4 separate regions of the Homo sapiens genome follow, and all the other regions are linked to region 1. A link is a loop called in an ENCODE intact Hi-C map of the cell type or tissue named here. Cell type or tissue: heart right ventricle. All regions are shown on one strand. Links, peaks and the distances in the headings refer to the core of each region. The heading gives the core; the rest is flanking DNA. Region 1 holds the start of ZC2HC1C (zinc finger C2HC-type containing 1C). Region 2 overlaps PGF (placental growth factor). Region 3 overlaps EIF2B2 (eukaryotic translation initiation factor 2B subunit beta). Region 4 overlaps RPS6KL1 (ribosomal protein S6 kinase like 1).

Region 1 (7,805 bases), core at 428-4,427:
TGATTTTTGAACTGATACAATGAGAGATAATGTGGAGATCACATGAAAAGCTCCCGTCACAATGCTGGCATACAGTAGTAATCAAGAAATGTTAATTCTAGACGTCAATTCTTCCTACATGACACATGAATTTTCCCTAAAGAAAACTGATGATGACAAAACAGACCCCTACAATGATCACCACACCAAGTCACATCCATAAGGCTCTTGTTACCTTGGCTGAAGCTGGCCCCTTCCAGTTCAAGTACTGCTCTAGTTCTGTGCCCTTAGCCCGGGCCCTGGAGGAGTCAAACACTTTCCTCTTGGAACCCCGCATCCTGCTGCAGATGTTGGAGTGTCTCTCCAGCCTGAACGAGAGGAATTTGCGCCCACAGTGGCTGCACTCACCCAGCTGTGGCTCTTCAATGGAGCCGCTGGAACCTGAGGAGTCTGGTGCCATGGACAGGCTGGAATTTCTGGCGGATCCCTGCAAAGCACCGACTGGTGTTTCTGAAGGCGGGGAGAATTTCTCCACCGATGGCTCTGAGACTGGGTCTCGAATTTTATTATTGCTTGCTACCAGCCTTTCCCTTTTGAGCCTCTGGATTCTATAATCAGAGAACTGGAATGGACCTGAATTTTGTTGAGACCGTCCCCAAGTTTCATCCTCTCTCCTGTCTCTACTAAATTCTTCCTCAAACTCAAATTCTGGGGAGAAGATAGGTTTGTACATGGTGTTGCTTTTATTACCTTTAACTCTGCTCCTGGGGAGTATAATTTTCTGTAGCTCTCCGTTTTCATTTTCCTTGGCCTGTTCCTTTTGCGTCTGGATCCTTCTGAGTTCCTCCTCTGTCTTCTTCAGCTTTCCCCTCAGGAGAATCTGCTTTCTTCGGATTTCCTCCTCTAAGCTCTCCCCTGCAGCTTCTAGTCTTCGGATCTGCACCCACTCCGTCCTGTCAAAGTTTGCCACGGCCTTCTCCGCCTGCGTGGCAGCAAGAACAGTACCAACCACAGAAAAGTTGCCCTGGTTCCTCACACCAAAGTTCCTAGATGAAAACTCTCTCGGCTCAGGGGGCCTTGGGTAGACATTATGGTCCCCATCAGTGCCAGCCTCACCTGTACTGCACGACTTCCTGTGGACCATGGGTTTCAATGGGAACGCCCGGTCCACTCCAACTCGTTTCTTTGTAAAGGGGATAAAGTCCTGGTTATTGGCTTTGGGATACCAGGATTGAGGGCCTGACGAGTAAAACAAACCATTTCCTTGGCCCTGGGAATCACTTTCTGGATCTTGCTGGCTGATTCCAGTACAGTGGGGATAGGAGTAGCTCCGGGCTTTTGTTTGGGTGTTCCATTTGGGGTGAGTATAGACTTTATCCAGAATCAACTCTTTGTTGCTCAAAAGCTGCTTCTGGAAATTGTTCCTCAGGTGCCCCTTCAAGGACTGCTGGGAAGAGTCACCTTGTTCGTAAGAGTCTTGCTTGGCTGAGTGGGGCCCTGGAGCTTCCGTTGTATTATGTGGGAGCATAACGCCCACAGGCAGATGTGACGCCAACCGCTGGAGACCAGCCATTCAGGGCCTGGACTGACGCCTACGGGAGATTTAAACCAGATACACGGGAAGAGTTTGTCTGAGGTTCACTCTCGGCTGCTAAAGCAAACTATTTCTACATTTGCCCTGCCCACATTCCCTTAAACTTTTCTGGGGACAGTGTTGCTGGACCTGCCAAAGCTTCCCTTCAAAAACCATTTGGTGAGTGATTATGCACAAGACACTGTGTTAGGCCCTGAGGGTAGAAAAACGAAGGTGCTACAGGTGTTCCTGCCACCTAGCTTTCCTTTCCTCCAGCACCAGCCTCTGCCACGCACAGTATACTCTATAGTAGGTGGAAAGAGCACCTGACTAGAAAGTCAGGTTCTAGGCCTGTAACAGGACAAGCGACTTCTCCCTTGCTGGCCCCCGTTTCTTCCCCTGTAAACTGAAGGGTTCCCGCAGAGTCCAGCCTCACCATTTTACAGGTGAGAAAGCTGTGGCCCAGAGGTAGTGACTGGCACAAAGAACTCTCAGGGCTTCCCTCCTGCTGGAACCGTGCTTGATTCCAAAGAGCACAAAAGCTGCTAGGGCCTGGAGCAGGTGCCTGGCTGTCAAACCCTCATCCCAGGAGTCCCCGTGGCGCAGACTGTAAAAGTTTTGTAACCTGAGCGTTGAGGGCCACCTGACCTGACCGCGGCCGGTTTTAGATCCTTAAGGCTGAAGTCACGTTTTGTCCCGAAGGGTCAACTGGGGCGCCCCCACTTCGGACTCCACCTCTGGGGACAAGTCCTCTCGCTCTCCTGCCCTTCGGTCCCTTAGGAGGTGGAGGTGCTGATCCCATGTCTCCCCGCCCTTCTGCGTACCTGAGGCCCTCGGGCACCGCTCCTGCTCAGGGAAAACCCCAGGGCCTAGTTTCCCAGACCTGACCTCCCCATCAACCGACAGCCGCGCAGGCGCTCTCAGCTGGCTTCTGTTATTCCCGGTGCCTGGAAACCGAGGCACTGGCGCGCCAAGCTCCGCCCCTCGCCGCGAACTCCTCGGGGAGACGCGCGCAGGCGCAGTGCACCAGCGACCCGGGGCGACCGGGGGTGGGGGTGCGGTCAGCCCAAGGTCACTTGACCCAGTCAGTGTCCGGCCAACTCTGCAGCTCGGTCCAGCCCTGCCCTTGGGGAGCCGGGGAGGGGCGGGAGAGGCTTTTCTGGAGCTCCTTCAAAGAAGAACTTGTACTTTTCTGAGAACGACGCTCCCAGACCTTGGGGTGTGCCCTTGTCTGGCAAAGGGCGGAGGCCCTGGCTGTGCCTCCGCGTGCTTCCGCCGCAGGATGCCGGCGTCCGCCCGCCTGGCGGGAGCGGGGCTGCTGCTGGCCTTTCTCCGCGCGCTCGGCTGCGCTGGGCGGGCCCCAGGTATGGCTGCACGCGCGCGCTCCTTGCTTGTCCTCGCCAAGGCTTTGGAACTTGCTGCCAACGTTTTTGCTACGCAGTATCTTTCCGTGGTAGTTTTTGTGGCCAATCTAATTATTTTGATATTATAATGTTTTACTCACGTGGTAATTCTAGCCGTCTCTACTTAGGGCCCAGGAATGACTCAGCCAAATGTAATGATGATAAAGTTAACTACCAGATCGAAAATAATCAGTATAACCTGGCTTCAACAGTAAATGATACTCTATCTTGTTGACATCAAAAGAAAGTTCATTTTTCTTCTTCGCTTCAGTTCATCTGTGTAAGCCGTTTGGAACAGGCAGTTCGCTTTTTCCCTGTAACTACTCAATTCATGCACATGGAAAATAATGTAGACAGCAGTCATCAGTGTTAATACTTCAACATGTCATATTACAGCTGTTACCCGTTACAAGGAAATTCCTTGGTGGACCCTCCAGATCAGTCTTTTTTTTTTTTTTAATTCCTCGTTTTCATCCCTAGTTGACTCTACCGCCTCTCCGTATATGCAGCTCCAGACGTTTCCCACTCCACTCAGGGTCCCGATTATCAACTCCCACAGCTTCCCTCAGCAGAATTTACCGGCTTTCTTTTTCTCTTTCTCTCTCTCTCTGTCTCTCTCTCTTCTTCCTCCTCTCCCTCTCTCCTCTGTTTCTGTCTCTGTCTGTCTCCCTCTCTCCTCTCTCTCTCTCCTTCCCTCTCCTCTATGAGAAAGAAGGGCGACTTTCCATTGAGTTCCATTGAGTTCTCTTGAATTAGTCCTTTTCAGTACCCTCCGGGAATTGACTCCATCACTTTACCCCTGCATTTTTGTTTTGTTTTGTTTTCTGTTTTGTTGGTTTTTGGGGTTTTTTAAAGTTGTTTGTTTTTTGTTTTTTGAGACGGAATCTCGCCCTGTTTTGTTGCCCAGGCTGAAGTGCAGTGGCGCACTCTTAGCTCACTGCCACCTCTGCCTCCTGGGTTCAAGTGATTCTCCTGCCTCAGCCTCCCGAGTAGCTGAGATTACAGGCGTCTGCCACTACACCTGGCTAATTTTTTGTATTTTTAGTAGAGACAGAGTTTCACCATGTTGGCCAGGCTGGTCTTGAACTCCTGACCCCAGGTGATCCGCCTGTCTCAGCCTCCCAAAGTGCTGGGATTACAAGCATGAGCCACCGGGCCTGGCCTTTGTTTTTGAGACAGGGCCTCACTCTGTTGCCCAGGCTGAAGTGCAGTGGCACAATCACTGCTCACTGGAGCCTCAACTTCCACAGCTCAAGTGATCCTCCCACCTCAGCCTCCCGAGTAGCTGGGACTACAGGTGTGTGCCCCCCACACCCAGCTTACTTCTTTTTTTTTTTTCTGTAGAGACAGGGTCTCCCTTTGTTACCCAGGCTGGTCTCAAACCCCTGGAGTCAAAAGAGATCCTCCCGCCTCAGTCTCACAAAGTACTGAGATTATAGACGTGAGAGACGGCACCCTGTCTGCATCTTGTTAACTTCAAGTTATACCTCTCCATAAACTCTGTCTCTTTGGTTTTAACATATACTCAACTTTCCCCTGCAAAACAAACCTTACTTCCCTTGACCTAACTTTCATATTACAGTCCCATTCATTTCTCCTCTTCTCCACAAGACTTCTTAATGGAAATCTCCACATTTGCTGCCCACATATCCTCATCTCCCCGTCATTGTCCAGTTCATTGTGGCCTGTCTTCTACTTTCTCCACTTTATTTAACTACAAAGCTACCAGTGACTTTCCAAAGACAAAAGCTTCATTTTTTCAGCCTACTCATGTGACATTACTGATTATCCACCCACTTAGAATGCTCTTCTCAGTTCTCCTGTGCCCTCTTGGTTTCTTCTTTCATGTTCTTGCTCCATCTTCTTCCAAGTCTGGCATTTATCTTTTCCCCATCTACTCCCTAAATTTAAGTGTTTTCTGAAGCCCTCTTATTTCATATATATGTGTGTGTGTGTGTGTGTGTGTGTGTGTGTGTGTGTGTGTGTGTAGTTCCAGACATTCTCTTCTTTAATGATTTCAACCAAATGCTGAAATTTCAGGTTTCACCTGTGTTTAAATGACAGCCAGCTTAGCTTTAGTCTTTCTCATTAGTTACAGACTCAAATTTCAGGACTGCCCATTTGACACCTCCACAAGATTGTTCCTTAGGAACCTCAAATTCTGTAAGACAACATAAACTCTGATCCTCTCCCATTCTCAAATCTGCCTCTCCAGTGTGCCCTTGCATGCTCACAGCATCAGTCTTCCATGCTTCCCTCTTTGTTGCCTCTTCCTTCTAACTAATCACAAGTTTTATTGAGTTTTCTTCCTTTTTTTCTTTGAGACAGTCTTGCTCTGTCATCCAGATGGGGGTGGAGTGGCGCGATCTCAGCTCACTGCAACCTCTGCCTCTCAGGTTCAAGCAATCCTCCTGCCTTGGCCTCCCTAGTAGCTGGAAGTACAGGTGTGCACCACCACGCCCAACTAATTTCTGTATTTTTAGTAGAGATGGGGTTTCATCAGTCTCAAACTCCTGACCTCAGGTGATCCACCTGCCTTAGCCTCCCAAAGTGCTGGGATTACAAACGTGAGCCATCACGCCTGGCCTATTGAGTTTACTTCTGCAATGTCTCTCATATATGACTCTTCCTTTACATTTCTGCTGCCCCAGGTGAGTTTTTCCTCACTTCTCCTTGGGATGGCATAGCCCTCCTAACTTCTGCTCTTGCCTTCAATATCTGCTCTTCAAACCCATCCTTCATGCTGCAGGCAAAATAATCAGTCTAAATATTTCTCCACCCCCCCCCAGCTTTATTAAAATATAATTGACAAGCAAAAATTATATCTATATTTGCAGTGTACAAAGTGATGTTTTGATAATGTATGCATTGTGCAGTGATTAAATCAAGCTAATTACTAAATGCTTCTGATCCTACCATTTCCCTCCCCAGTAGCTTCTTCTTTACCTATAGAATAAAGTTGAAATGCATAATTTAGCATGGCATCTCTACCTCCCAGATTAGGTCCAGCCTACCTTTTCAGTTTTGCCTCCCCTTAATAAGCCACAGAGTTCAACCCAGTGAGTCTCATCCCTGACTGTGTGTTAAGACTACTTGGAAAGCAATATCTAGGGGTGAGGCCTGAGGATTAACATTTTTAAAGCTTCCCCAAAGATCCTGATGCACAAGCAGGGTAGCAAACCCCTGGTCTAGCCACAACTGGCTACTTGTACTTCTTCATCTCCATGGTACTACATTACTCTAAGCTCCACATACTGGGAGCTGGTAGAGCATAGCATTCATGGGGATTGACTCTGGAACCAAATCCCAGCTCCATCACTTACTGGTTGTGTGACCTTGGATTAAATGCTGTTTCCTCCAAGAACTCTTTCCCTGTCTTCCCAATCAGAATTAATTTGTTTGCTCCTTTGTAATATTTTCTGTCCTTGTTATAGCACAGGGCTGGTTCCTGATGAGCTCTCAATGGATTTTCATGGAATTAAATTATCATGCCATATATTTTATTGTCATTATTTGCATGCATTTGTGCCCCTACACTAAATTAAAAACTCTTTGAGGGCAAAGATTTTATATCATTCATCTTTGTATATCCTAGAGTGCCCCATTCGTATTAGACACTCAGTAAGTTTTGAATTCTATAAACTATTTTTTAAATGAATTTTAGAGAAAGAAATACCATTAGCAAGATACTCTATTTAGAGTTATTTTCAAATATTGCCAAGTACAACATTCAATCCAGCTTGTTCACCACCAACCCCCCACCTCTCAGCACTAAGGTTGTATGATTCTCTAGGATATGGATCCTCACTCTAGCGGGGAACTAGCAGAATGATGAATTTCCGTGCCTACTGTCACAAACCCATATCTCATTGTCAAGTCTGCCAACCTGGCATATTCACATAAGGAGTCTTTACGTTATGAAGAGGTGTAATGTATACAGTCAATCCACAGAGGATCAATAAACACCACAGTTTTCCTTCACACACATGAATCATAAGGGTAGCTGGATTCAAATGTTTACACATCAACTCTAATTTTAACCATCTTCATCCACATCCCCCTTGACAATTCCCTGTTCCCAAAATAAATTCGTGTAGTTTGGCCATTTGGCTTAGATTGACTGACTCAACTGTAATTCTGGAGCCATGAGTTATTTTGCTTGTGCTCTTGCTTTATTTGTGTAGTTAGCTGGTTATTTGTTCAAGCATTATTTGACATTTTCTTAGTAAAGGAGACCGGTGAGTAGCTTCCAGAAGCCCAGAAGCAGACATAACCTCCATTGGGACCTCCTGTGCACTTATGCCCCGTAATCCCCTATTCCAGATTGTTATGACCCAAACTTTAAGGAGAACTGAATGAAAAAGGACAGAAAGGTTAAATGTATCCTACTCAACATATTTATGATGTTTATTTTTTTATTTATTAATTTATTTATTTGAGTCAGAGTCTCCCTCTGTTGCCCAGGCTGGAGTGCAGTGGGGCAATCTCGGCTCACTGCAGCCTCCACCTCCCAGGTTCAAGCGATTCTCCTGCCTCAGCCTCCCGAGTAGCTGGGATTACAGGCGCCCGCCACCATGCCCGGCCAATTTTTGTATTTTTGGTAGAAACGGGGTTTCACCATGTTGGCCAGGCTGCTCTCGAACTCCTGACCTCAAGTGATTCGCCCGTGTCGGCCTCCCAAAGTGCTGAGATTACAAGCTATTTATGATGTTTAATGTGTGCTGTTTGTCTCTCACCTCCAGAATTAAGCTCCTCAGGACAGGGATCCTGTTTTGTTCACTGATGTTTGCCTGGTCACCTAGAACAGGTGCCTGGCACACAGTAGCTGTCAGTCAGTATTTAATTGAATG
Region 2 (7,565 bases), core at 2,257-6,256, 120 kb after region 1:
GGGCTGGGCTGGGTTGCAGGCACTGATTCACAGGCGGTTGGTCAGAGAGGGAAAGACCTTAGCAACCATTTATTCCCAACCTTCTTTTTTCCCACCTGAGGAAACTGATCTATCCAGAAAGGTTAAGTGATCTCCCCAAGGTCACATAGCCAGTGTAGGGCCAGGACTGGAAGCCAGGTGTCTGACTCTGGCCACTCTCCCTGTGAGCCTCTATTTGGGGCCTGGTCCTAGGCCTTCCCCCGAAAGAGCAGCATCTTTTGAGGGATTCCAGATCAGCCCCCAAAAGATCCCATTCACGATCGCCAGGACATCGTGAGGTCAGGGATGACCCGGATGATCCTCAGTGAAATGTCATCTAATCAACCAGGAGTGACTTAGCCTGTGTTTACGGGTACGTCCATCTCTGCCCTCATGGAGCCTCGAGTTGGTTGTAAAGGAGATAAGAGCAAGCAGTGCCGGAGATAAGGCAACCCCTTGAGGCCAGAGGCCAAGCAGTGCTCAAGGGAGGCTCATCTGTGTGCACTGGAATTGCTGGGGAAGTCTTCAAAGAGGAGGTGGGGAGGCAGGTCGTGGAAAATGGCGGGTGGACTTTATTTGGATAGAAATGAGAGGAGGGGGAAGAAGAGCAGCTGTACGGGCTGCAGAGTGCACAAGCCAGAGCTGGGAGTGAATGTGGTGCTGCCGTGGCTCAGTGTGAGCGCTGGTTGGACTCAGTGGAGAGGAGGGTCGGGCCACATTGCTGGATGTGGTCTTGGTTGCCAGGCAGAGGAGCTGGCACAGAGTGGGGCAGGAAATGAGGGAGCCGTGGAAGGTGTTTGAGCAGAGGAATAAGGGAAGGCCAACCCTCCCTGCATGACTCCAGGAATGACTGTTTTCTGCAAGTTCTCCAAGTTGGAGGAAGCACCGGGTCAGGCTTGAGAAAGATCCAGAGGGCCTGGGTAGCTGCCGGGGCTACAATCCTCAAAGCTCCAGGGAGCCAAGGCAGACGTGGGTGCCTGAGTTGAGGACAGAGCAAAGCTTGGGACCCTGAGAGATTCTGTTCCATGGGGATTTCCATCCAGCAGATGAGCTAAGGGGCCCGCAGGCATTTCGGAGGGATCACATTAGGAGTTCAGAGTTGAGGGAGCTCGGATGGGGCTGGGGGCTGAACCTGGAAGGCCAGCAGGGCCTTGGGAGCCAGGTTTAGGGCTTCAAGGGGCAGGTCTCTGCTGGCCTGACCCAGCCCCCTTGCTTCCTCGCAGTGGTACCCTTCCAGGAAGTGTGGGGCCGCAGCTACTGCCGGGCGCTGGAGAGGCTGGTGGACGTCGTGTCCGAGTACCCCAGCGAGGTGGAGCACATGTTCAGCCCATCCTGTGTCTCCCTGCTGCGCTGCACCGGCTGCTGCGGCGATGAGAATCTGCACTGTGTGCCGGTGGAGACGGCCAATGTCACCATGCAGGTAGGTCCATACCCTGCCCAGGGGGCCACCGAATCTGCCCACTAGAAGGTACCTGGAGAGGGAAGAAGATAGGCCCAGGTCCCAGGGCTGGAGCCTGACTCCCAGGCCAGTGCTCCTACCACCCCAGCCCAGGGCCTCTTCTTCCTAAGCCCTCCGATGGCTCTGAGCCCACTCATCTCCACCCCCACCAGCATTCTCAGCCTCACGCTGAGTCCTATCCCAAGACTCAGGGTGTCTAGTTAAAGCTGGAAAGAAATCTGCTTGTATAAAGTCCCTGTTGACACCAGGAGCATTTGGTCCCTTTTCAAGCAAGTGCAGCTTACATGTCACACACGCAGTGGTTTACTGAGCACTTACTGAGTAATGCCAAGCACTGTCCTAGGCGTGCCACAAGTGGTGTGTCATTCAATCCTTCAAGGCTGGTGTCATTCCCATTTCACGGATGGGGAACTCAAGGTTCAGAGATGTTATTTCACTTGTTCAGCAGGTAAAAGAGTCAAGATCTGAACACGGGTCTCTCTGACTCCAGAACATGAGCCCCCTTCCTGTGCTATTGCTGTGCTAGTGCTCCCGGGCAGGGAGGGACAGGGGCCTCCCTCAGATCCCCATGCAGCTGAGAGAGCTGTTTGCCCCACGTTCAGAGTGGAGTGAGGGCCTGTAGTCCACAGGCTAGCAGGAAACAGAGTCGGGTTCTCCTTACAAGGAGAGAGAGAAGAGTGCCGGAAACTCGTGGGCCACTCCCCAATCCAGGCATCAACTCTTTCTTCCTTCAGCTCCTAAAGATCCGTTCTGGGGACCGGCCCTCCTACGTGGAGCTGACGTTCTCTCAGCACGTTCGCTGCGAATGCCGGTAGGTCTCCGGGGTCGGGTGGGTAGCAAGGAAAGGCCCCCGTCCTCTTGGCAGCCTCAGCAAAGATGGGTCCCAGGGCAGAGGCAAAGGCTGCCCATCCCCGCTGCGGGCTGAACTTTTTTCCAGACTGAGGGAGACCAAGAGGGCAGGACCAGGGGTGGCTACCATTCATTTTGTCCCCCCACCAGCCAGTTTTGCCAAGGGAGCTGGTCCCAGCAGCTGGGGTACAGCTGTTGAGATACTGCAAGGGAAGAGAGAGGGTGGGTCCCTCCCAGCCTCGCAGGGGTTCGGTGCGTGTCGTTCCCCTTCTCTGGGATGGGAGGCAGCTGCCACGGGCCTCTGAAAGAGGTGCCTGGAGGCAAAGACATTGCAAGTCTGAACTTCGTTCTGGGGCAAGCTGTGTGCCCACAGGAGCGGGCAAACGGGGCTGAGAAGCAGCAAGAAGGACAAGCTCGGGTAGGAGAAAAGGGGCAGAAGAAGAGTGACACTGTGGCTTCCTTGATGTTGCAGCACCCCTCTACGGCCCCTCCCAATCCACAGAGCCTCTGACCAGCACCAGTCTTGCTGCCTGTGCTGGGGGCACTTGGAACATTGGTTAGCAGGAGCAACAGGCCTGGCACTGCCAGCTAGGTTCAGGGAAGAGAGAAATGGGCTGAGCTGCTGCTCCTGGTACTACTGGGCCATGGATGAAGGCACCAGACTAGAAGTCCAGAGCCCTAGCCAGGGGCGGCAGGAGGGAAGACTACCACTTATTGTGTACCTATTCTGTGCCTAGCCCCGCAGGAGGCACTTGAATGTTTCTCATTTAGTCACATACATTTATTGAGCACCTACCACATGCCAGGCATTGTCCTGATGGGATGCAGTGGTGAGCAAGGTTCCTGCTCTCATAACAACCCTGGGAGGTAGGCCCTATTGTCATCCCCATTTTACAGATGAGAAAATCAAGGCTCAATACAGTTTCATGATTTATCACAGCTAGTGAGTGTGGGAGGAGGGATTCTGGGCCCTGACCTAACTCGTAAGCCTTCGTTTTTCAGGCTACCTTTCATGGCCATGACCACTTTTCTAATAGCCCCCAGGCTTAGCCTTGCCTCCTGGGCAGGGCTATGGCTGCCCCTTTTGTTGGAGTGTTGGAGACCCTGCCTCAACTTGTTTCCACCCATCCCTCCAAGCCAGAGCTTAGCCATATAACAAGAGCTCGGTAATGAACCCTCCTGGGTGCAATGCTGGGTGGTGACCCAGAGTCACCTTCTCCATCCCCTTTGCCCTGACAGCCACTCTTTTGGGGCAGGCAGATGAAGAGACTGAGGTTCCAAGAGTGTCTGTCACTTGCCCAATATGGAGAGGTACAACCAGACAGTCCCAAGAGGCCCTGGTACCTTGCCCTGGCTCCCAAGGGAGGAACCAGCTGAGGGTAGCATGTCCTGGCCCCAAAGCTGACTGCTACCATGCTGTCCCATGTCTCTACCCACTGTTCCCAGTGAAGACTGAGGCCCTATCCCCTGCCAGGGGCCAGGCAACAGGGACACCTTTCTTCTTGCTTCTGGGCCAACAGCCACAGCCCTGGGAGGCAGAGCCCAGACATGCCTGGTGACTTCAGGGCTGATGCTCCCTCCTTCCTCCCACCCCGTCGCTCACTCCCCATGTTGTTCCGGATGGAGTGGGGCTGTGCCCTGACAGGCAGCCAGTCCGCTGTCTGGCCATCATCTCCTGTCCCTGAGGAAATTCCCAGAATGCACCCTGGAAGGAACGGAAAAAAGCAGCAAAGAAAGTGAGAAAGAAAAAGCAACAGAGAACAGACAGAAACAACCAAATTTGATGCCAAGAGGCTGAGAAGTGCAGAAGCGGGTGGCAGGGGTCCCCAGGAGGTTGATTTGTCCCTCTCGTGGTGGGGTCACCAGAGCCTGGAGTGGGAGTGAAGCCTTGAGGCTCTGGCCACCTCTCCCTTGCCAACTCCATGCTACCCCCTAGTGGCCTCAGTGTCAGCTGCAGGACCAGGACTGGGGATGTCGGAGGGGACCTGTCCGGGCGGCAGGGAGCCCCACTTATTGCTTTCCTAACGTTCCTCTGCCCCTCTCTCTGTCTGTTTCCCTAGGCCTCTGCGGGAGAAGATGAAGCCGGAAAGGTAAGTGGTTTGGCTGGGGCTCGGGGCTATTCTCGGGCCTGCCAGCCTCTGTCCTAGCATGGGGTTCCCCAGCCACCTTGTCCTGACGCTTGGCTTATTGCAGGAGGAGACCCAAGGGCAGGGGGAAGAGGAGGAGAGAGAAGCAGAGACCCACAGACTGCCACCTGTGAGTGTGCGGGGTCCCAGGGATGGCGAGGAGGCTGGGCCCGAGGGGAGCCCCGCCTTGCCGCCAGGGTTAGGTTGGGGAGGGGGAGAGGCAGGACTGAGGCCAGTCTTGGGGGCAGAACAGGGAGCTGCACCTCCTCAAGACTCTAGGGCCCAGGAAGCATCAGTGGACCTTGGTTTTTGTCCCGGCTTAGCCCTAGGTTTCCATTGACCTTCAACAAATCATTTCACCTTTGTCAGCCTAGCTTTTCTCTGTGTAGAATGAGGGGCAGGAGGTCCAGCAAACATTCAGTCACTCTACAAACATTTACTGAGCACTTACTGTGTGTCAGGTACATCTGTGAGCAAACAAACAGGATTCCTGCACATTAGTGTTTACCTTTTAGTGATTAAAAGTCTGTCATCAGCTGAGACGTTATCTGGGGCCACTTCCTAGTAGCCCCGGGGAACATGTGCCCCTCGCCACTGTCTCCCAGGAGTATTTTTGCCTGTGGGTCCCCTTGCTGCTTCTAACCCACTTCGTACCTTGTGGGCAGCAGAATGGAGCCCCAGGCCTGAGTGTGGCTGGGAGAGAAGGATGAGAGGAGGGAAAACCCAAATCTGTGAGAGTAAATAGAAAAAATAAAATATTTCACGTGCACAGTCAATCAGTCACTGAAGAGAGGTGGCTCTCCTTCAGGGGCTAAGCCTCCCCCACGCACGTGACTCCAGGAAGTCATTTCGTGCTATGGAGTGGAGTTGACCCAAGCCCTGACCCCATGAGCCCCACTCCATGAAGACAGGGATCCTGGGGACTGCGCCCCCTAGGGGTTTATGCTCTCATCTCTTTTCTGGGCCCGCGCGGCAATTTGGGAAACAAGCTGGCAGGGAAGTCCATCCAGGCCCGAGTTACCCGCCGGCAGCCGGAGGCAGAAAGTGTCCCGTGGCTCCTGTTCCCAAGGCAGCAGTCTTCAGACATTTCACTCGGGAATCTCCTGAAAGAATTTCAAAAGTGGCCGGGCGCAGTGGCTAACACCTGTAATCCCAGCACTTTGGGAGGCCGAAGTGGGTAGATCACTTGAGGTCAGAAGTTCGAGGCCAGCCTGACCAACACGGTGAAACCACATCTCTACTAAAAATACAAAATTAGCTGGGCGTGTTGGTGCATGCCTGTAATCTCAGCTACTTGGGAGGCTGAGGCAGGAGAATCGCTTGAACCCGGGAGGCGGAGGTTGCAGTGAGCCGAGATCACGCCACTGCACTCCAGCCTGGGTGACAGAGCAAGACTCCGTCTCAAAAAAAAAAAAAAAAAGAATTCCAAAAGCCCATGTGCTCCCTTGCCCATTCTTAAGTTGACATTGAACATTTTCATCAGAATTATAAGTCAAGCCAGGCTCAGTACCTCATGCCTGTAATTCTAGCACTTTGGGAGGCCGAGGCGAGTGGATCGCTTGAGGCCAGGAGTTCAAGCCTAGCCGGGGCAACATGGTGAAACCTCGTCTCTACAAAAAAAATACAAAAACTAGCTGGACGTGGTGCCATGTGCCTATAGTCCCAACTACTCAGGAGGCTGAGGTGGAATGATCACCTGAGCCTGGGAGGTCAAGGCTGCAGTGAGCCGAGATAGATCCACTGCACCTCAGCCTGGGTGACAGAGTAAGAACCTGTCTCAAAAAAAAAAAAGTATAAGTCATTACAAAGGATATAATTTCTGGCATATTATTAATATTTTAATACAAAGCTATTGTAGAACACTCTCCAGGTGTATCCTATTAAATACGCCATTTTAATGTTATACTCACCATCATCCACTTTTAAGAAAATGAACAAGCAGGCCAGGCGCGGTGGCTCACACCTGTAATCCCAGCACTTTTGGAGGCCAAGGCGGGCGGATCGCAAGGTTAGGAGATCGAGACCATCCTGGCTAACATGGTGAAACCCCATCTGTACTAAAAATACAAAAAATTAGCCGGGTGTGGTGGTGGGTGCCTATAGTCCCAGCTACTCGGGAGGCTGAGGCAGGAGAATGGCATGAACCCGGGAGGCGGAACTTGCAGTGAGCCGAGATCACGCCACTGCACTCCAGCCTGGGACAGAGCAAGACTCCGTCTCAAAAAAAAAAAAAGAAAATTAACAAGCAAAAAAAAAAAAAATACAGGAACACTTCCTTTCATAATTATATATTTACATTGTTTCTTTTTTCCTGGAACTTGTATTTCCATTTCACTCCCCACCCCCAAGAATTTCAGCCTAGTGTAACAGTACTTTTAATTTTCAGAAGTCTTTTATTGATTACCTTGTCATATTTATCTGCCACAAAAAAATGATATATGAGTTTGAATTATTTTAAATTTCCTGTGAGCATAAACCTAAATTAAATTTTCTCCTGGAATAAATTATCAAAATAATTCTTAGTAGCACCATTTGGTCAAAACAGCACAAATACTTCCTATTTTAATAGATGTTCAACATAAAAATACAATCAATTTGATTGGGAATGCATCTCAATGAGATGGATGTGGCTACCTCGTTTCAATTAGTGAATGAATCCATTAATGAATGTTACTTCCTGCCAGACTGAGACAGGATTCTGCATTAATTTAATTCCTGTTTATCATTTTTTTATTGATGAGAAGGTTGAGAAACCATGTTCACATAAATAAGTAAATGAGACTAGATGTCACTCAATTACTTGAACTCCTTCCTTCCAAGTTATTTGCCAGAAATCTCAAGGTGCTCTGCTAAGAACAAATTACTTCTCATGATATCCTGGCTGACAATTTGGTTAAGCTGTTCTTCAGTTTTGTTGAAAGCCTTGGTTACCCAGTCATTAGCCATATTTTCTTTCTCAAGACCTACATCAATATCTCAAATTGTTCTTTTTTTCATGTCCTCAGAATACTTTTACCTGGCAGCAAAGCACTTTATGAGGATTTAGAATGAGCAAGATGTGTTGTGGCCAGAGAAGCAGATCTCAGCCACTGCCTCACAAAAATAATTTTAAG
Region 3 (4,000 bases), core at 1-4,000, 56 kb after region 1:
AGCATAAAAACAACCTATTAGGGAAAAATATCTAATAGATTACCTTTATCGCCTGTTAGGGTTTTATGTTGTTTTTAACTCAGATGCCATAAGAACAAAGATACATGTAATTTATAATAGTAATCATTAATACCTATATTGTGCTTTAAGGTTTACAAAATAATTTTTCTCATACTTTATCTTAGTTTAGTTTCTTGACAGTCCATGAGGTAAGGTGGTAGCTTTATCACCATTTTACAAAGTGGGAAACGAAGGTTCCTCTTAGGAACCTAGTTGTCACCTTTGTATAATAAAACTTCGAAGCTCGGAGCTGTTAACTGGTTTGCTGAAGGCTTAGCTGTAAGAGCCAGAATTCAGACCCAGGTCTGAGTGACTTCAAACTGCACAGTCCTTCCCATTATTACCCATATGCTATCCCTTATATTTTTAATTTATTAGGAATTCATTCATTTATAAACTTGGTGATTCACCTTTATTAGATTCTGGTCGCTGAAGGCTTTAGTAACTTCAGAGTAAAACTTGAGAGATGAGATGTAAAATGCAGCCATTCTTGAGAGTTCCTTTTTCTGTAACATTCATCAACACTTCATTGAGAAGTGAAGGTTCCTATGGCTGTCTCTACCTTCAAGAGGCTTAGCTTTAGTCACTGAGAAAGACAAGGAAACTAATGATAGAATATAGTAGCTTCTTCTGGCGTTAGGTATCACAGAGTCACAGCTAGTTACAGCTAGCCCTTTATTATTGAAAGAAGAGGAGCTAGCAGTCCCACTATCAGAATTAAGACTAGAGATGGTAATAGGAGCTAGTATCAGAAAAGCTTAAGGCAAAGCATAAAGTGTAGGCTAGAATGAAGCTGGAGAATGGGGAGGGGGCTTGGGTAACATCCAGAACCTGGCTGGGGACCTGGAACTACATGAGATGTAAGAATGGAGAGGTTCTAGCAGTCAGAGGTCAGGTACAAATGAACAGCTGGGATCTGCGCATGGCAGACAGTGAAAAAACCCAGGCAAGCAAAATGGTCAGAGCAGAAAGGGGCCCAAGGCCACGTTCTTGAGATGTGGAGGGGGCTGAGGAAGCCACGCCAAGTAAGGACAGATGCAGCTCAGCAGTTCCTAGCGAGCCCTGACAAGCCAGCTCAGCTGAAGCTTCGGGTGGGAGCCAGTCATGGCACAGTGGAGTGAAGGAAGAGCAGTTTCAGGCACCCAAAACCTGACCCCCACGACCTGTTTTCCACCTGAAGAGCCACCCATTCCATCCAAACCCTTGGCAAAAGTCTGCTAACAGAGAGAACCGGCCAGTATGCTGGCCAGTCGCGATCATGCCTGTCTTTACCCTCTAAGCTGAAGCTGCTCATCAACGGTGAGATGGCAAAAAGGTGGGTCCAGAAGAGGGGAAAAGAAGGGAGTCTGTGAAAACAAAATGCTGAAGAATCTGCATCAAATAAACCCTTCCTTCCTTCCTTTTTCCTTCCATCCCTCTCTTCATTCAGCAAATCTTCAGTGAGTTCCTTTCTAAATGTATTGTATCAGAACTTGTGGGGGATATAAAGAAAAAAAAGAGGTTATCACATGGCTTAGGATGTTTCCAACCCTTGGATCATTTTCACCCCAGGCCCATTAGTTACAGAGCACTCAGTCTTACCCAGAAGCATCGGATATAGTCCAGGCAACCGGATCCAAGCGTGTGGGAATCGCAGTGTGCTGCATGTGGGAATCTATCAGGCCAGGATGATTCAAGCAGCAGCCTGCAGAAGTGGGATTTGGCCAGCCTTGCCTGACTCTGGCCTTCCAACTTGCTCTTATCTACTTCCAAAGTAAGGAATGCCCCATGATGGGCCGAGCAGTCCAAAAAAAGTGGCTTGGAGTTAGCTACCGCAATTAGCAGTTTCTCATTATTCAACACTGCATTACCTCTTTTTCATATTAACTGCAGAATTTTATTTTTATGTATTTATTATCCTTCCAAACCCAGTGTTGTAGGAAGAATATTACATATAAATGATAACTTAGGAATCTTGTCAAGTTTTTGTTTCTTCAGCACTAAGTAGCTTATTTTCTAGGCAGGTCTTAATTCTAAATGTAACATGCTTGAAAAAAACACTATTGAAAGGATCCGTCTCTTCAGCATAGTATTTAATATACATATCAGGCAATCACCATCTCAAGCATGATTAGACTCAAGTGCTGCCCTCCATCGTGTGAGGGATGCTGGGAGACTGGAAGCTTAGACTTTAGCTCTTTAAGTTGGTGCAAAAGCAATTGCAGTTTTTACTATTAATAATAATAATTGCCTAGCCATTGTGCAGTACCTTGCAAGAGCTCTTTGGCAAATGAAAGAATAATTCAAAGCAAAGTAGGCCAGATATAAAACACTTCCAAATCACATTTCAAAATTGTTCTTTCATGTCAACTAGGTGCATGTCTGCTAAGGGAGTTTTTGCAAGGACAGGTGGATAGTGTGAGGCCTTTACAATAATCACATCACCATCTGGTACTATCTGTATGGCAGAGCAGTTCTGATGTAGTTGTAGTATTATAGATCATTACAGAGTATGCCAGTCATTCCATGATGGAACTGTGACTGGCAGCCTTCATTAGCCCAAAGACTGATGCAACAGATTGCTTTGAGAAATAGTTTTGAAGCACATCCATGAAACATATGATCCTATGGGTTCCAGCATTGATTTCTTTGAGGTATCATTTTACACTTCAGTTTTTCCTGGTAGAGTATTTTTCAGAGATGTCTCTTCTGAGGCTAAATTAGGAATTTCTGTTCCTTATTCAAGTTCCAAGAATTGTGCCTTTCCTGCCCTCTGCCCAAACTGGAAGATAGAAACCGTGGGAAAAAAGTGTCTTTACAAACTGCACTGTTATCTAACTTGGTTTATTTAGCATATTGAGGAAGACTTTCACATCCATGGAATCCTAGTTCTATTAATTCTCTCCAAGCTACAACAGTTGTTTTTTTGTTTGTTTTTTTCCGAGTTTCTCGGTTCCGCCAGCAAGGCAGGGGTGGGAGGTGGGCACCCCTGATACCAAGGCTGACAGGTAGTGAGTTGATGTGGAACTTCTGTTTCCTCCTGTTCAGTTCAGGTTCTCTCTTTCTGATACTTACCCCTCCTCAAATAGGGAAACGGAGAGAGGGGAAATAAGAAGATGAGCCTTAATAGGGTTTACTTAATTGGGGTCATAAAGATTCTAAAAAGTATGCATTCCTGCAGTTCTGTTCTAGGCACTGTAAGAGCTGACCAGAAAGAGAGCTTCTACCCTTATAACCTTCATCCAACTCAGTCATGCCTGGGAAGGATGTTGGTGCTAATTTTAGACACAGAGACTAAGATGGACAAAGGACAAGTATCATAAAGCATTTTTGGAGCCAGGAACAGATTTAAGTTCCTTGCCTCACTGCTGCTCTTACTCCAAACCACACAATTGTACCCAAGTGAATTGCTGTTAGAATTGGTGCCTTTGGAGGAGACAATTGCTCGTAATTGGTAGCTACAAGCCACTTCACTGAGAAAGCGTGGGGTCTTAGATGCTTTAAGAAATAATAGAAAGACTGAGCCTGAGTGAGTCAGGCTCTTCTGAGTCATACAGCTTTTAGGTCAGTGTAAAATGCCGACTTTCTGAGGTCTTACTTTTTTCCCCTCTCTGGAAGACCTAAGGCAAAGATCGCTCTCAAAGAGATATCAAAGAATAGAGACCTTTCCCTCAGAACCTACCTCTGCCCAGTGTTAACCAAAATGTGGTTTCAAATCACCTGTTCAAAGCCCACAGGCTATTTGTTAAACATGCAGATTCTTAGTGCTCCCTCCACCCACACAGACACTGCACAAGAGGCCCTGCTTTGGACCACTAGTTCCTAAACATGGCAGAAAATCTGGATCACCTGGGAGACTTTTTAGGTTAAAAACCGGAAACAATATGTAAGCATAAACATGTCAACAAAATTAGAGGATGTCCCTCTGCTTGCTGTGCTTGGTATTATACTTCTATACTGT
Region 4 (7,805 bases), core at 2,046-6,045, 160 kb after region 1:
AAAATAAAATATAAAAAGAAGAGGCAGACAGGCCCTTTCCACAGCCCTGCAGCTCAGATCCAGAAAACCTGCTCCTTGGGAGAGTTGGGACAGAAACTGCAGGAGGAGCGAGGAGCTATGCCCAGGGCACCCTGCCAGTCCTCGAGGCCCTGCTCACTCCCACTTCCCGCTTCCCACAGCACCCCCACCACACTCACCCTGAACCCCAGGGCTGCAGCCAAGACGCTCTACCGAGCACAGCTGGGGACTTCCTGCGGCTGGGACGTGCTCAACTCCAGAAACCTGTCCAGAGAGGGCCCGTTCTGGCCCGTCCTTGCCCAGGGCCTTGGCAAGTCTGCCCTTTTTTTCCTCTCCTGACCTAACTGTAACTTTACCCTGTCCCAATGCTATCTCGCATGCTTTGCCTTATTCAGGGCAGACAAGAAGATAGGAGGCGACGTCCCAACCCTTACTCGGGGCACTCATTGTTAGAGTGCTTCTGATTAGAAGGACAGACAATGAGGTCAAATCAGAGTCCAGCCAGTATGAGGTTCCCCTCTTCCCCTGAACCCTGGAATAGTCACCCAAGAAGTTCTTTACCAAGCTGGCTAAATGGAGAGCTTCCTAAAAATACAGATGCCCAAGAATCTGTTATTTAACATACTCACTGGGTGATTTTGGTAGATCTGGGGGCCCACAGAGAAAAGGAGACAGTCCTGTACTTCCCACAGGCAAGAGGATGACATGCTGCCTGAGGGAAGGCCCCGCGCTGGGCACCACCCCGGGTGGCCACGGGCAAGCCCCCTGCTCTCTGAGCTGTGGTTTCTTCCTCTGGAAAGTGAGATGAGAATTCTCCCCCAATGGGGTGATCTGGGAGGTAAAACAAAACAATTTTGGGGAAAGACCTGGCACATGCTGTGACACTGAGTACGTGCTTGATGGCTCTAAATACAAGTGACAGGAGTGAGCTGGGAGGCACGCAGGCTTCTGCTCCCGGGCCTTACTCCAGCTGCTTCTCCTGGGTCCCTGGGGCAGGTCCCAGACTGTCAGCGCAGGCCCTGCCAGCTTCCATCTGCCACGGTCCCCTCCCCACTGCTTGAGTGTCAGTGGCCACGACCCAACCTTGGCTGAGCACAGCCGTTCCCAGGGACTGGCCGGGAGGTGACTGACACCGTGCCTCCCGGTACGATCCCGCTGAACCATAGGTGTTGTGGTGAGAGGGGTTCTGAGCTGAGTATGATAGGAAAACAGCGAGTTGAAGTTATATGGCTTTGTTTCTTAATGATCGGAGTTCTTAGAGTGTTTAGGTGCAGATGTACACTGTGACACAGAATTCCCCAAACTTGTTTAGCCTCAGGAAAGTGGTTTAGGAATCCAGTGTTTCGAGGCCCCTGCAGATGGAAAGCACAAATTAAAGCCAAGCCCAACCATTTTTTTTTTTTCTTGACACAGGGTCTCGCTCTGTAGCTCAGGCTGGAGTGCAGTGGCGTGATCTCGGCTCACTGCAGCCTCGACCTACCAGGCTCAAGCAATCCTCGCACCTCAGCCTCCTGAGTAGCTGGGACCACAGTCTCAAGCCCTGCTATTGTCTTCTATTTTTTGTAGAGAGATCTCGCTGTGTTGCCCAGGCTGGTCTCGAACTCCTTGCCTCAGGTGATCCTCCACCTCCGTTTAGGCCTCCCAAAGCACTTGGGATTACAGGCGTGAGCCAGTGGCCCGCCGCATTCTATTTCAGGACTACCCTTCTTTTTTTTCTTTTTTATCCTGTCTTGGGTACTCAACTTAAGGACTTCACCTCCCTCCTGAGATCCTACTTCCTTTCCCTGTGTCATGCCCAAGCCAGGAGCATCACTTTCCTCAAATTAGGAAAGGTGTTACTGCCCCTGGGCCTGGGTCCCTGCAGCCAGACTTGGATATACTGTCACCCTTGTTCCATTCCACAGCTGTGCCCAGACAGATCTGGGCAAGTGGGCAGTGCCAGCCAGCAGCAACCCTCAGGCCCAGGGAGGAAGCAAAGGGCTTGCTCGGGATGATGCTTGAGTGACCCCTAACGTGTCCGGCTGTTAGGATAACTAAGGGCTGAAGAGATGGTGGCAGGGAGCAGTGAGGTGGGTGGGTCGGGACTTGGCAAGCAGCCAGAATACCCGAGGGCCTGGCCTCAGAGCCTGGGGGCCAGGGAGACATCACCGGGTATTTGCTGAGCCTCGTGCAGGAGCCAGGCTCTGAGACAGGGTGGAGGAAGAAAAAGAAGGTCATCCAAGTCACTTCTTCTTTTATTTGGCTTAAACACAGGGGTGTTTTTTTTGTTGTTTGTTTTTTGGGTTTTTTTAGTTGTTACCAACATTTGAAAATGTGCAGATTCTTATAAAAGTCCAGATTTCCTGCTTCTCTTGAAAAAATCAGATCTGGAAACGCTGGCCTCCCATTCCCCTGTGGCAGCAGGGAGTGGAGGAGGAGATGCCTGCCTTAGACGGGGCACCAGCCCTCCTTTCTGCGCCTCCACCCTGCCTATTTGCTCACATGCCTGGCCCCTGTGGACCTTTGAGTTTAAGAACTTGTTTGAAACCTTTAGGCTTGTTTGTTCCATGGGAGAGTCCTCCTGGGATTTTGATACTTTGTGCATCTTTAAAGAAAAGGTTTACCGTGTTTCACCAAAGCTTTAATTGTCCCTCTGTCCCAAGAATTCAGTGGGTCTCTTTATTTAAAACAATTGCTCTTTTTTAAAAGGTGAGAGAAAGCACTCAGAACTGCCTTCCATCTTCCCAAATGGAAGGCTCACCCGACAGTTGTATGGAACCTTCTCATTTACAGAGCTGTGGCATTAAATCCTCACAGTCACCATGGGGGAACGAAGCCTTATAGGGTGCTGTTCAACACAGTAGTCACTAGGCACATAAGCCTCTGTGCATTCATATTCATTAAAATGAAGTCATCTGTGTCTCAGTTGCACCAGTCACATTTCAAGTGCTCAATGGCCCCATGTGGCTACTGGCTTCCATATTGGACAGTGCAGACATATAATCCTGCCATCATGATAAGAAGTTCAATTGGACAGTGCTGCATTTTAATACTTGTCCTACAGAGAATTAAACTGAGGTTCAAAGAAGTCAGCGGGGCTGGGCGCAGCGGCTCACACCCATAATCCCAACACTTTGGGGAGCCAAGGTGGGTGGATCACCTGAGGTCAGGAGTTCAAGACCAGCCTGACCAACATGGTGAAACCCCGTCTCTACTGAAAATACAAAATTAGCTGGGTGTGGTGGCACATGCCTGGAATCCCAACTACTTGGGAGGCTGAGGCAGGAGAATCGCTTGAACTTGGGAGGCAGAGATTGCAGTGAGCTGAGATCACACCATTGCACTCCAGCCTGGGCAACAACAGTGAAACTCCGTCTCAAAAAAATAAATAATAAACAAAGAAGTCAAGGCACTAGACAGTCCTCCATCCTCCAAACCACTGAGTAAAAGGAGTTTCTTGTTTGGTTGGATGAATGGGAAAATGCCTGCTGCTTTGCTGCCCTTTTGAAATATAATGAAAGAAAAAGGAGAAGAAAAAGAAAATCCCCTGAATCCTGCCGAACTCCAAGATAATCACTGTTAATGTTTTAGTCTAATTATTTCTGAATACTGAGGTTGGTTTTAATATGTTTTTAACAGAAATCTTTCAGTGTATGGATCAAGGTTTATTTCTGGCCTCCTCAGCCTTCCCTCCTTCGCTAGTTTTTTTGGACTCTGTCAGTTACAGGCCCTTGCCCAGGACCAGGTGGTGGGGAATCCCACTTGGCAAGGGACAGTGGGGAATTATCTGGGGTGTCAGGATTTGTGGGAAACTCTGTTCTCCTAAATGACTCCAGAGTTTTCTTCCTTGCTTTTTCTAACATTGCACAAGTTTGGTCAGGGAGCCAAGCCCAGGCTGGACTCGGTCTCTGGCTGTTGGAGGAGAGACCTCTGGTGGTTGGAGAGGACACCTCGCTCCTGCTGAGAAAAGGGTCCTGGGCGCTCTCATCTAGTCCACTGCCTTCCTTTCACTGATGATGGAGAAACAGGCTCAGGAGGGAAGGCCATTGCCAGGGTCACCTGGTTGTGCCCCCAGTTCCAGTAAAGTCTGCAGGGCTCCGGGATCAGCCTGTCTGGGTTCAGGTCCTGACTTGACCACTTTTTAGCAGTGGGACAGTAGGCAACATAACCTCTCTGAGGCTCAGGCCTGAATTTTGGCAGGATTGTGGGGATAAAATTAAACAACCTATGTAAAGTGCTTAGCACAGAGTAACCACTTTACAGCCAGGGTGGGCTTCCCCTCGGATGACACTGGTAATAATCACGACAGGTTATCAAGGGTGTGTTCTGCGGCAGGTGCAGGCTGCTGCTCTGCCTGAATTGCCTGCTTTAACAGAATCCTCTTCAGGACCCCCTGAAGGAAGTGCTGCTATGACCCCGTTTTGTACTTAAAAAGAGCAAGGTTCAGAGAGGCCATGTGACTTGGCAGATGTGATCACTGACATTCTCACAGCCTTTCCACTCACCAAGGGCTTTCTTGGTTTTTTGTTTTTTGTTGTTTTGTTTTGTTTTTGAGATGGAGTCTGTCTCTGTTGCCCAGACTAGAGTGCAGTGGCTTGATCTAGGCTCACTGCAACTCTGCCTCCTGAGTTCAAGTGATTATCCTACTTCAGCTTCCCAGGTAGCTGGGATTACAGGCGGGCACCACTATGCCCAGCTAATTTTTGTATTTTTAGTAGAGACGAGGTTTCACCATGTTGGCCAGGCTGGTCTTGAACTCCTGACCTCAGGTGATCCACCCGCCTTGGCCTCCCAAATTACAGGGATTACAGGCATAAGCCACCACACCTGGCCCTCACCAAGGGCTTTCAGAATGGCTTCAACAATCCAGAGATGTAGGGAAGGTAGGCATTTGGAATTCCTGGTTGGTAGATGAGAAAATCAATTCAATTTGCCCAGGATCGAAGCCCAGTGCCCCTTCCCCTACCCTGATCCCAAGCTGTGGCCTTCCTCACTGCCCAGCAGCCTGGCCTCAGGGCCCAGTTCCCACCCCGACCATGGCTGGCCACAGCCTCCCTGGGGAATGTCCGCAGGGCAGGCCAACAGCCAAGGAGTCACAACCCCAGGGTGCTGGCCTTGCCTCCACATGCCCTCACCTGGGCTGAATCCTCTGCCTTCCCGCCCTCGACGTACCCATGTGCCCGCTCCTATGCTGGGGCCCGCCCCTGCCCACCATGCAGATGAGTCAAGGGCCCAACTCCAAACATGGCCCTGACCTTGCGATTGACAGCGTCTGCCTCTAATGGAAACCAACACAAGAAGGAGAGGCTGCTCTCCAAAGACGGCCTCTCAAGCGGACTTTACTTATTTATTTTAAATTTTTATTTGCAGTCAGGAGTACATGTGCAGGTTTTTCACATAGATAAACTTGTGTCATGGGGGTGTGTGTAAATGAAGGGGGTGGAGTGGAGTGGGAAAAAGGCCTGAACGCAGCGTGCCAAGCCCACACAACATGGCTGCGCTGGGGAGACCTGGAGTCACCTCAGAGCTGCGGCTTCCTCAGTTGTAAAACAAGAGATCAGAGGAAGTGACTGGCTCTGAGGTCCCTTCCAGCCATGACACCTCAGACCCTGCAGGATGTTGGGGCTCTAGCTAAGGCCTTGGGTGAGGGGTTGATCTCTGGAGGTCCAGTTGGAACAGGGCTTCTCAGTTGATCTCTGGGGTCCAGGTGGAACAGGGCTTCTCAGCTGATCTCTGGGGTCCAGGTGGAACAGGGCTTCTCAGCCCTCCCGTCAGGTGGCATGAGGCCTGGCCCAGCGTGGGCAGGGAGAGGGCAGGGCATTCTGCTCGCATGCCCACCACGCACACAGTGAGCCAAGGCCCGGGCTGCTCACAGTGCATGTGTCTAGCACCTACTACATCCCTGCACTGTGCAGGGCTCCGGGAATACTGAGCTCACAGTCCAGTGGGAGACAGATTAGACAGTGTGAAGAGGCTCTCCTAAGGGTGAACTAAGAGAGCATTGGAGGCAGATTAGGGACCCCAGCCCCTGTAATCTTGGGAAGGCTTCCTGGAGGAGGCAGCATCTGAGACCACAGGTCTAGCAGGGGTGGGTGAGCAGGATAGGATCGATGTCTGCTTCAGGAGTGCCACCAAAGCCCGCCCTCCCTGCCCTGCCACTGGAGTGAGTCAGCCTCAGTGGAGGAACCTGGGAGGGGGTCAGGCTGGGGTCACGGAGCCCCAGGAGCTAGTACCTGCCTTAACCAGTGCCTCTTGGACTTTGGCAGGTGCAGCTGGTCCAGGACCCGGCAACCGGAGGGACCTTTGTGGTGAAGGCAGGTGCCACCCTGCCCCTGCCACTCTGCATTCCCCTTGGATCTTTCTCAGGGCTCTTGGAAACTCCTACCCAGAACCTGCATTTGAAGCCTGCACTCCCTCCCACAAAAGCTGGTTGTTCTGCCTGAACATGCCCCACTTTCCAGATGGACACACATGCATGCACACACACACATACACATACACATACACATACACACAAACACACATGCACACACACTGCCCCCTCTTTGGCTAGAGGGTGGAGGACCCAGATTCTACAGGGGCAGTGGGGGTAAGGACAGGTCAGGAACTGAGGGAGGCAGTTGCTCCACCCTCATTCGGGTGCCCCTGAAGCCAGGGCTAGGAGGTCCCCTAACAGCAGCAGTCTCTGGCCTGTCCCCGGCTGATCTGCCTGCCCTGCTGCTCCCAGAGCCTACCCAGGTGCCACATGGTGAGCAGGGAGCGGCTGACCATCATCCCACACGGAGTCCCCTACATGACGAAGCTGCTCAGGTACTTTGTGAGCGAGGACTCCATCTTCCTGCACCTGGAGCATGTGCAAGGTGAGCAGGCCTGGGGCCCCCTGTCAGCTCCCCAGGCCTTTGGGGTATGTCGTCAACCCTTAAAATGCGGAGCCCTGGCAGGGCGTGGTGGCTCACGCCTGTAATCCCAGCACTTTGGGAGGCCGAGGCAGGCGGATCAACTGAGGTCAGGAGTTCAAGACCAGCCTGGCCAACATAGTGAAACCCTGTCTCTACTAAAAATACAAAAACTAGCCAGGTGTGCTTGCACGTGCCTGTAATCCCAGCTACTTGGGAGGTGGAGGCAGGAGAATGGCTTGAACCCGGGAGGTGGAGGTTGCAGTGAGCCAAGATCACGCCACTGCACTCTAGCCTGGGCAGCAGAGCAAGACTCCGCCTCAAAAAAAAAAAAAAAAAAAGCTGAGCCCTGGGGAGGGGCGGAGCTTGCACCAGATGTACAGCACAGACCAGGGGACCCGGCCTTTCTGGAGGCCAGTCAGGCTGTTGTGGGCCCCTGTGTGGTACCAAGGGGGCAGGGGACATCCTGGGGTGGATGTCCACATCGTGGGTGGGCGTGAGAATCACAGCTGTCTCCTCTGTCGCTGTTTCCTCCAGCGTTGGCTCTTTTCATTTTTCCGGGTTGTGCCGATCCCTTGGGAGTGGCCAGACAGGGTGGTGGTGACTGAAGTTATGAGGACAGGAACTGGGCCATGTAGCAGATACTGATGGTTGTATTGATGACTTTTTAAAGTGAGGTGCACATCTGGGGTCATGACATATAGTCATCATAAGTGTGTGCCTGACTTTTCTTTAAATTTCTTTATATCGGTCTCCCTAAAAACAGTGTTCACACTAGTGAACCCACCACCCAAACCACAGACACTGATAGTGCTGGACATCTCTCGGTGGTGTGCCAGTTTGTAAGGCTGGGCCCACTTTAGTTGGGTCAAGAGGAGGGCAGAGGGCATTCTAAGCTGAGGGGTGGGAGGG

The links. Hi-C counts contacts between places; a loop is a spot of excess contacts. Peaks named below come from ENCODE experiments on the same cell type or tissue, not always from the same donor. Only the 100,000 strongest peaks of a DNase experiment are listed, where the experiment ranks them.
Region 2: a loop joins it to region 1, with 2.4 times the contacts of the local background. A loop is called at or near these places in 92 of 110 quality-filtered maps.
Region 3: it touches region 1 in a loop (1.9-fold over the local background); 48 of 110 quality-filtered maps call a loop at or near these places.
Region 4: a loop joins it to region 1, with 2.2 times the contacts of the local background. A loop is called at or near these places in 3 of 110 quality-filtered maps.

What each region holds. Positions count from the first base shown.
Region 1 is chr14:75,064,321-75,072,125 of GRCh38, reverse strand. It overlaps ZC2HC1C (zinc finger C2HC-type containing 1C), which reads right to left and starts at 2,485. Exons shown (of 3, transcript NM_024643.4): 1 at 2,377-2,485; 2 at 215-1,571. The coding sequence starts at 1,552. It also overlaps a transcript of ACYP1 not described here. RefSeq lists enhancers at 1,739-2,290, 2,291-2,842, 7,762-7,805 and a silencer at 2,467-2,586. In heart right ventricle, for the core only: a CTCF peak has its summit at 2,855; a DNase peak (open chromatin) is centred at 2,665; H3K4me3 peaks cover 2,778 bases; H3K27ac peaks cover 2,798 bases.
Region 2 is chr14:74,943,230-74,950,794 of GRCh38, reverse strand. PGF (placental growth factor) reads left to right here. Exons shown (of 7, transcript NM_002632.6): 3 at 1,242-1,438; 4 at 2,212-2,288; 5 at 4,387-4,416; 6 at 4,520-4,582. LOC107984690 (a long non-coding RNA gene) reads right to left here. Exons shown (of 3, transcript XR_001750826.3): 1 at 6,363-7,565; 2 at 1,796-5,555; 3 at 568-1,490. Among named protein-coding and RNA genes, the nearest start is that of PGF, 8.6 kb to the left of the region's middle. RefSeq lists a silencer at 4,287-4,336. In heart right ventricle, for the core only: CTCF peaks have their summits at 4,043, 4,254 (motif pointing left) and 5,348 (motif pointing left); a DNase peak (open chromatin) is centred at 4,254; H3K4me3 peaks cover 522 bases; H3K27ac peaks cover 2,688 bases.
Region 3 is chr14:75,011,234-75,015,233 of GRCh38, reverse strand. EIF2B2 (eukaryotic translation initiation factor 2B subunit beta) reads right to left here. Exons shown (of 8, transcript NM_014239.4): 8 at 2,868-4,000. It overlaps MLH3 (mutL homolog 3), which reads left to right. Exons shown (of 13, transcript NM_001040108.2): 13 at 1-1,459. Among named protein-coding and RNA genes, the nearest start is that of EIF2B2, 10 kb to the right of the region's middle. In heart right ventricle, for the core only: no CTCF peak of the experiment used is centred there; a DNase peak (open chromatin) is centred at 1,743; H3K27ac peaks cover 3,812 bases.
Region 4 is chr14:74,910,300-74,918,104 of GRCh38, reverse strand. RPS6KL1 (ribosomal protein S6 kinase like 1) reads left to right here. Exons shown (of 12, transcript NM_031464.5): 6 at 6,264-6,311; 7 at 6,725-6,857. Among named protein-coding and RNA genes, the nearest start is that of RPS6KL1, 9.1 kb to the left of the region's middle. In heart right ventricle, for the core only: a CTCF peak has its summit at 3,930 (motif pointing left); a DNase peak (open chromatin) is centred at 3,884; H3K27ac peaks cover 2,427 bases.